Linked DNA regions of Homo sapiens: region 2 is linked to region 1. A link is a loop called in an ENCODE intact Hi-C map of the cell type or tissue named here. Cell type or tissue: heart left ventricle. All regions are shown on one strand. Links, peaks and the distances in the headings refer to the core of each region. The heading gives the core; the rest is flanking DNA.

The links. A loop is a pair of places that touch in the nucleus more often than their neighbours do. Peaks named below come from ENCODE experiments on the same cell type or tissue, not always from the same donor. Only the 100,000 strongest peaks of a DNase experiment are listed, where the experiment ranks them.
Region 2: a loop joins it to region 1, with 2.0 times the contacts of the local background. A loop is called at or near these places in 6 of 110 quality-filtered maps.

Annotation. Positions count from the first base shown.
Region 1 is chr2:106,063,535-106,067,920 of GRCh38, reverse strand. It overlaps ECRG4 (ECRG4 augurin precursor), which reads right to left and starts at 2,233. Exons shown (of 4, transcript NM_032411.3): 1 at 2,078-2,233. The coding sequence starts at 2,156. In heart left ventricle, for the core only: no CTCF peak of the experiment used is centred there; a DNase peak (open chromatin) is centred at 2,250; H3K4me3 peaks cover 1,588 bases; H3K27me3 peaks cover 1,949 bases.
Region 2 is chr2:105,746,959-105,751,344 of GRCh38, reverse strand. All of the region lies in intron 1 of NCK2 (NCK adaptor protein 2), which reads right to left. Among named protein-coding and RNA genes, the nearest start is that of NCK2, 4.2 kb to the right of the region's middle. In heart left ventricle, for the core only: a CTCF peak has its summit at 2,591; no DNase peak of the experiment used is centred there; H3K4me3 peaks cover 1,018 bases.

The DNA.
Region 1 (4,386 bases), core at 143-4,142:
CAAGGCTGCAGTGAGCTATGATCACACCACTGCACTCCTGCCTAGGCAACAAAGTGAGACCCTGTCTCAAAAAAAAAAAAAAAGTTTGGAGGTGGCATAAAGAGTCACCTTTGGGATTACATAAAGATTTTCACTGTAGGCTGGGCATGGTGGTTCATGTTTGTAATCCCAGCACTTTGGGAGGCCAAGATTGGTGGATCACCTGAGGTCGGCAGTTTGAGACCAGCCTGACCAACATGGAGAAACCCCATCTCTACTAAAAATACAAAACAAAAACAAAAACCTTAGCTGGGCGTGGTGACACATGCCTGTAATTCCAGCTACTCGGGAGGCTGAGGTAGGAGAATCGCTTGAACCTGGGAGGCGGAGGTTGCAGTGAGCCAAGGTCACGCCATTACACTCCAGCCTGGGCAACAAGAGCAAAACTCCATCTCAAAAAAAAAAAAAATATTTTCACTGTATAAGAACTTTCACATCCCAGCTCGGTGATGATATTTTAACTGAGTTATTGGTATAAACTAAATAAAATACAAGTCCTGAAAATAAATGGCTTGTAGCCAGTGCTCACTTGACTTATTCAGATGTGCTTTTTTCTTCTTCTTCTTTTATTTATTTCTTTTTTTATTTTGCGACGGAGTTTCACTCTTGTTACCCAGGCTGGAGTGCAATGGCACGATCTCAGCTCGCCGCAATCTCCTCCTCCCAGATTCAAGCAATTCTCCTGCCTCAGCCTCCCGAGTAGCTGGGATTACAGGAACGTGCCATCACGTCTGGCATTTTTAGTAGAGACGGGGTTTCTCCATGTTGGTCAGGCTGGTCTCGAACCCCCGACCTCAGGTGATCTGCCCCCCCCCCCCCCCCGGCCTCCCAAAGTGCTGGGATTACAGGTATGAACCACCAAGGCCGGCCCAGATGTGCTTCTTAAAGTGGCAAGAACAAAGAGTGGGAGGCAGGTAAACCATACAACGGGAAATGACTGATTAGCTTCGCCTGTGATTCTAAGGTGGAACAATAATCCTCCCCACCTGAACAGACCTCACCACGCCTCCTGCTGTTTTAGCAACCCCGGGGCTCCATCCCAGGGCTCCTACTGAATGTCCCCTGCCTCTTCTCACCTCGAGTTCAGTTTCCATACCTGTTTCGAATGAGCAAAATACAGAAACTGAGCAACCGAGTGAGCCTCCCTTTTACATTAGGCAGTGCCCAGCTGCTTTGCAGTGGGACAGCGCCAGTCTCAGGCTCTTGGGCAAGTCACTTCATACACCAGTAACTCTGAGGTAACAATCCCTGCCTCCCCTAGTTGTAAGCTTCAAAGGCAGTCATGTGTCCTTGAGGCCACTTGTGAACCATAAATGTTCCTCCTACCCAGTGAAGGTGGTAACTCAGGACAAACCACGGCTTCAGATTATGGTTCCTAAAGTGGGGCCTGTGGAGCCCAGCGATCAGATATCGGAGCACCCATCATTCTGGGTGTGCGTGTGAATGCACGTTTTACAGAGAGCGAGCAGAGAATTTCAGAGTTTTCAACCGATTCGCTGGGAGCTCCACGAAGCAGGAAAGATTAAGCATTACTCCTTTAAGAGCCTTTCCCCTCTCTGGGGTGTGAGGCCTGTGCCCAGCTTTGCAAATTGCAACTTGACCCAGCTGGGAAGCGCAAGTCAACTTGGTTGCTAAGCGACTGCCTGGAAGGGAATGGCGGTGATGGTGCCATTTGCCTCCTCTGGGTTACCAGCTGCGTAAAGCCCCCACAACCCTTTTGCCCCTTACGTTAAGCCACGAAACACTACTTGCCCACCCTTCGGACGCCTGGCCCTCCTTGCCCAAGGTTGCCCGGGAGATCTGAGACCCTCCCCTTGACCCCGGTACTCTCTCCACCCTCACAAGGGCACCACTTCGCACTTGTGCGAGTGCAAAACCCCAGACCCGGTCCTCTACCACCCCTTGGCCCTGCCTAGGCTAAGGATGGGTCCCTACGCCGCCACCCCATCACCGATCGCTCTCCCCGGGCACCATGGAAGCGCCACATGGGGCCAACCCCTGGTGCCGCTATCAATCAGCCTGGCATCGCCCCGCTCACCTGGGCCCCAGCACAGGAGCAGGAGCAGCGCCAGCCCGGTCAGGGCCAGGACAGCAGGCCGCGCGGGGGAGGCAGCCATGGCGGCGGGGCGCGAGCAGGAGGGCGAGGGGCGCACTTCGAGGTGCTGCGAGGGAGAACCGGGCGCGGGAGAGGGGTGCGAGCGGGCAGGCGCGGCCGCGGGTTATCCCTGCGTCGCTGCCGGGGCGGGACCCAGCGGGTGGGCGCCGCGCCAGAGGGCTGAGGGCCAAGCGGCTGCGCCCAGCGCACGGGCGAGTACCACCGAGGTCCTCTCTCCCGCCCCGGCCCCAAGGGGAACGCAGCCCCTGGGCTCCAAGGCCAAGGATGCTTGGCCACGGAGAACCGCCGGCGGCGGGGGCCGCGTGGCCAGCGCTGCCCGCAGCGAAAGCGGTTAGGACAAGCTGGGTTCCGGAGACCCAAGGAAGGGCAGAAGGCATCGGGAGAAGGGACGAGGCCCCCTGGCCACTCAGAGGGAGGACTTGCCGGATCCCAGCGCTGGGGTGTCTCCTTGGCTCCCCCACTTCCTCCGCCCGCCCCAGCCGCGCCACTGTTCCCCTTACTCCTCACCCCTTTCTTCCCTATCTCCCTCCCTCCCTGCTTGGGGGCCTTGCTTCTGCCTGGTTTGTAAAGTGGGCTTTGGAATTTCCTTAGTTCAGAGCTGCTCTTAAGGATGCCTTAGGCGGGGCTGTTTTTGAGATAGTTTGAAAGATTCCACAGTCTGGGTTCAGAGCTGCAGTCCGGGAAATCGTCTCACCCAAACTTCTCCAATAGAAAAGCCTTTGAGAAACCAGGAACCTGGTGCCCTGCAGCTGTGAGCAAAACCACTGCTTCCCTTTGCCCGCTCTGTAATCTGGGCACACTTCAGCGAGCGATGTTAAGGTGAGACCCAAGGGAAACGCAGAACTGCATCCCAGTAACTGGCCTGTTCAACTGTAGAGGACACGTGAAAGGAGGCGTAGTGAACAAAAACTAGAACAACTTTATCCCAACGGACTCTGAGCGGGTCACCTAATTATTCTCTCCAGGCCTGGGCTACAAAAGGATGGAGATGTGAGATTACCTTTCCTGTCTTCCCATCTCAGATCTGCCCTGAACTGAGCTGATTACCTCTTTCCTTCACCAAGGTTCTCACTTATTTTCCCCTCCCTGAGACGGAGTTTCACTCTTGTTGCCCAGGCTGGAGTGCAGTGATGGGATCTCAGTCACTGCAACCTCCAACTCCGGGGTTCAAGCGATTCTCCTGCCTCAGCCTCCTGAGTAGCTGGGATTACAAGGCATGTGCCACGAGGCCCAGCTAATTTTGTATTTTTAGTAGAGAAGGGATTTTACCATGTTGGCCAGGCTGGTCTTGAACTCCTGAACTCAAATGATTCACCCGCATCGGCCTCCCAAAGTGTTAGGATTACAGGTGTGAGCCACCACACCGGCCAGTATTTTTATACCCTCCAGTGGTAAGCACTTACTGTCTCTCCATATAATTAGCTCTCCATGCAATGCAGTTGAATTTCTCCAGCAGGAAGGAGAAAGAAGTCTTCTAACATTGAGCTAGTAAAGACAGATGGTGGCCAACCAAAGAAAAAAGTGCAAAGTGGGTCTGAGTTAGATCATGATACTGCCCAGGGTGTCAGAGAGAATCAGAAGGATAATGTTACACATCTAGCTATCTTGGGGAAGTGCTTCTAAACCCTTGAGGAAACTGTAGAATAGGGGATAGGAGTTTTAAAAGTAACCAGGCATATATTTACTTTTGCCTGAGGACAAGAAATTTATCATTAGAAAGAAAAATCAAAGCACATAAAAAGCCAATATTCTGTTTGGATTGGTTTAGAACATACATTAAACATAATGGCTGTAATCTTATTTATCCTGTGGAGATCATCCCCCTTACCCCAAATTGCTACCAATATCTACTTCTAATATGACATTCAAATTCTCTTCACTTAAGGGGGATCATGGTGGCTCACGCCTGTAATCCCAGCACTTTGGGAGGCTGAGGAGGGCAGATCACTTGAGGTCAGGAGTTTGAGACCAGCCTGACCAACATGGTGAAACTCCCTCTCTACAAAAATGCAAAAATTAGCCAGGCGTGGTGGTGCGTGCCTGTAGTTCCAGCTACTTGGGAGGCTGAGGCAGGAGAATCACTTGAATCCAGGAGGCGGAGGTTGCAGTGAGCCGAGATTGCGCCACTGCACTCCAGCCTGGGTGACAAAGCGAGACACTATCTAAAAAAAAATAAATTATCTTCACTTAATCGGGATATGACCAGAGAGTGTTCTGTAGCAGGGAGCGTC
Region 2 (4,386 bases), core at 294-4,293, 320 kb after region 1:
GTCCAGGGGAAACAGAAAAAGGACAGCAGGGCTGAGATGTTAGATCTTTTGGAGGTAGAATCAATAGGGGTTGATAACTAGTTGGGAGCTGAGGGAGAATTCAAGGATAACCGAGTGAGTCGGTGATGGGGAATATAACTGAGAAGGCGGGCAGGTTGCAGGAGAAGCTGCAAATGGTTTGGGATGGTGGAAATGACCACTAAGAACTTGGATAATTCATATGAATGTGAATGAATGAGCAAACAAAGCATCAATGAACATACAGATCTGGAGCTAGAGGGAGGTCAGTCATGCAGGCATTGCCCCTGCCTTATGTCTGAACAAGGCAAAATGGCCTAGGTCAGAAACATTCCAGCCACGCTCAGGGTGCACCTCACCACCGTCATGCACATTCTGCTAAGGGATGTTTGCTCATGTGGCAAAGACTGCACGATCACAGAGATGGCAGGCTCAGAGGAGACGGCCTCTCCACCCTGGCTGCCATTGGCCCCACCTCTTGCTTTGCTCTCTTCATCCAGGGTTCAGAAAAAACTTTCCTTTGCATATCACTGATATTTTATCATGGTCTCAATTAAAGACAAACCAACCCCCAAATAAGTGTCTACCTACCTAAGTTGAAGAGAAGTTTCCATAAATGAAATCAAGTCAAGATTTTTCTCTCTCTTCAATCACTCTACTTAAAACCTTTCCAGCCTTTGGAAGGCCAGCACCAAGGCTTGTTCCCTGTTATGGGGTGCTACAACCAATATATAAAGAGCTGACGTTCCCTCCTTACTTGTGACTACTCTAACCATCCCTGGTAGGTGTCCCCAAATAAACAGAGATCCCAGATCTGGATGATGGGAGCACCAGGTCTTCCTAAAAGCATCAGCCCTGTTGTGGAACCTAGACAGACACACTGGGAGTGGCTGAATTGTCCACCCTAAATTCATATGGTAAAGCCCTAACCCCTAAGTGACTATATTTGGAGACAGGACGCTTCAGGAGGCAATTAAGGTTAAAAAAGGTCATAAATAAGGTTAAAAAAGGTCACCATAAGGGTGGGGCCCTCATCCAACAGGACAGATGTTCTTATAAGAGGAAGAAACACCAGACCTCTCTCTCAGTGCACTCACAGAAGGAAGGCTACGTGAGTGAGGACACAAGAAGACGAGCCAGGAAGAGACACTCACCAGAAACCAGCCCTGCCGGCCCCGGGGTCATGGACTTCCAGCCTCCAGAACTGTGAGAAAATAAATGTCTGCAGCTTTAGCCACCCATTCTGTTGTTGTTGTTTTGTGTGTGTGTGTGTGTGTGTGTGTGTGTGTTTGTTTGCTTTTGAGACAGGGTCTCACGCTGTCACCCAGGAGTGCAGTGGTGTGATCTTGGCTCACTGCAACCTCCGCCTCCTGGGTTCAAGCAATTCGCGTGACTCAGCCTCCCGAGTAGCTGGGATTACAGCCGTGAGCCACTGCGCCCGGCCTCTGTGTGTTATTCTCTTAAGGCAGCTGGAGCTGACTAATACACGCACTAAACAGGAATAAGCTTTCTGAACTTGAGGAGGCTTTCCAGGGTAACCCTGGCCCATAACCAGGATGTGGGGACAAGAGAGACTGACATTGCTCCTGCCGGCCTCCCCTCACACCGCTCAACCTCAGTCAACTCACATCCAGAATCTGCTCCACCAATATCTACACACAGCTGCGACACGGCAAAGGCAGATACCCAAGGACACTGTGTTCTGTAAACTGCCTCACAAAAAAACAACTCTACCCAGCAACACGTTGGTGTTCCTCATGTATGGCCTGCAGAAGGACTTAACCTAAATTCAAGCTCTGTCATCCCCAGTCTCCTACCTAGAAATGAGGGCCAGAACCAAGTGCACCATGTTATTCGACTATTAAATATGATGGTGTATGTGAAGAGGACTTTGCAAACAATGAATGAGCGTGCATGCATTAGTACATGTCATTCTCTCATCATGGCATTTTCGGTCTTCACTAACAATTTGGCAACGTAAGCACCCCAGCTTCCAAAATTGTCTCAAAAGAAGCAACTGCAATACTTAAAATTCTGAGTGCACTTGAAGCTTCTTCTCTTAAAAACATTACCAATACAACAGTAGAAAGAAGGGGTGACACAAATAACTAACTTACCAGGCCAGGATCACAAACGGTCTGCCCAGCGTTTTGAATTCAGGTTGATAGGAACAGACTAACCTACAAAAGTAAACCATTCAGCCAGCCCACCAGGTAATACAGTTGAGTATGGGGTTGGCTTTGTTTTTTTGTTGTTGTTGTTGCTGTTGTTGTTTTTAAATGTAGCTTCAGGACTACAAATGACTCACATGACAGAAAATTTGCCAAATAGAGAGGCCAACAGACCAAATTCTCCCATTGTCTGGACATCCTGAGGTCAAAGCCTTCCACAGTAGACAGAAGTTCTGAGATTTACAAGAATGCTGGAGGTCTCTTACCACTTGAATCTCAGTGGGAGGCTAGAGCCCCAATATTAACAGGCTGGGCACTCATTATTCACATATTCAATAAGTATTTGTTGCACACTCATTGTGTATAAGTGGCAAGACCAGTCTGCCCCCAAGCGGTTCAGAATCTAGTAAAGAAAAGATGAAGGCAAAAAAACCATAGGGCAGGGTATGGTGGCTCTGGCCTGTAATCCCAGTACTTTTGGAGGTCAAGGCAGGAGGCTCACTTGAGCCCAGGAGTTTGAGACCAGCCTTGGCAAAGCAGCAAGACCCTGTCTCTACAAAATAAAAATAAAAATAAAAATAAAAAAATTCACTGAGCATGGTGGTGCACACCCGTAGTCCCAGCTACTCGGAGGCTGAGGTGGGAAGATTGCCTGAGGTGGGAAGATTGCCTGAACCCAGAAGCTCGAGGATGCAGTGAGCTGTGATCATGCTACTGTACTCCAGCCTGGGTGACAGGGTGAAACCCTGCCTTAAAAAAAGAAAAAAAACAACTGCAGGAAAGAATGTCACAGATGACAAATCAGGGACACAAAGAAAGTGCTGTGGAAGTTTAAAGATGATGCCATCCCCTCTAGTTTGGAGTTGATAAGATGTGGGGAAGAAAAGAAGTAAGAGACGACCCTTGGGATGAGTAAGAACTCAGGACACGGAGGAGACTGAGCCAAGGAGTTGAGAGGGAACACAGAGGCTGGTCAGGGACAGTGACACCGTATGACATCACTGTGACACTGCTACCTCAATCAAAATAACTTTCATTTCCACAGTTTCAAGGACTAAGATTCTTGAGGTAGGAATGTATGTGCCAGTACACATGTGGATGTGTGTCACTGGGCAGAGGTAATACTTGCTAACGTTCATTTACCTTTAGAAATAAACATACTTTGGGAAATGTTCAAAGGAAAATGCAGGAAAAGAAAAGAGTCTAATTTTTTAATTGTGCTACTAAATGGCCTAAAGAAATGCAAAACTGTTTTTGCTTTAGCTGCACACTTTTGATAGCCCGTTAAAAGGCCGTCACGACCTTCTTCTGAGTTGCCTTAACTCAGGCATGGAACAAGATACACGAAATCACATTTTAGCTTAGGCCCTTTGAAAACGTGCCGTGAAGTATTTCCATCACTCATTTTAGGAAACAGAAACCATTTGGAAGTGCCACTCGCAAACCCTCTGGATGGGAAAACTAATTTCCTAAGCATCTGAAGTGAGCTGTAGGGAGTTTCCAGTTCATTTGTGAAAAAAGTTAGCTTACTTGTTTTTCCAAACATCACTCATCATCCTCCCCTGTAGTTCCAGCAAGCAATTCTGAGCTCTTCAGTCTTTAAGCCTCATTTTTAATGTCAGAGAATGATTTCCGCAAGCCCTGTCTCCCCCAGTGCACACGGCAAGCCAGTTTGAGCAGTTAGAAAAATGGGTGTCCCATAGAGCCTCGCAGCCTGGTCTATCCAGGGCAAACTAAGCTAGTGCAACTGATCAAGTAAAGGACTCCAGTGCATTCTGCGCCATTCCGGGAGTCTTAGGGTATTTTAAAAGGTTATCCAGTCTGTGCACATGCAAGGAAGATTTCCGGTGTATTTAATATGGATGGTAGTGCATTTCTCAAATATAGTACTGTGTACATAAGATCTGCTGTTTGTTGGAAAAGCTAAATAACCGAAAATGTAAATGACAAAGCCTGGGAATATGGCAGGGTCAAACAGAGCAAGGATGAAGAAGATTTAAGTATGCAGCGTGTCCTAAGCAAAACACAAAGCATGAAAACTGAGCACAGCCACCTGCAAGGCACCTTCAGCAAGCCCGACGGTTAACAGGGTCAGTTTCTCCACAAGTGGACAGAGGGGGTTATGCAGCAGCCAACTCTTCCTGATGGCAATTTGTGACCCAATTTCATCCAGTGTTTCATGACCAACCCCCCTGAA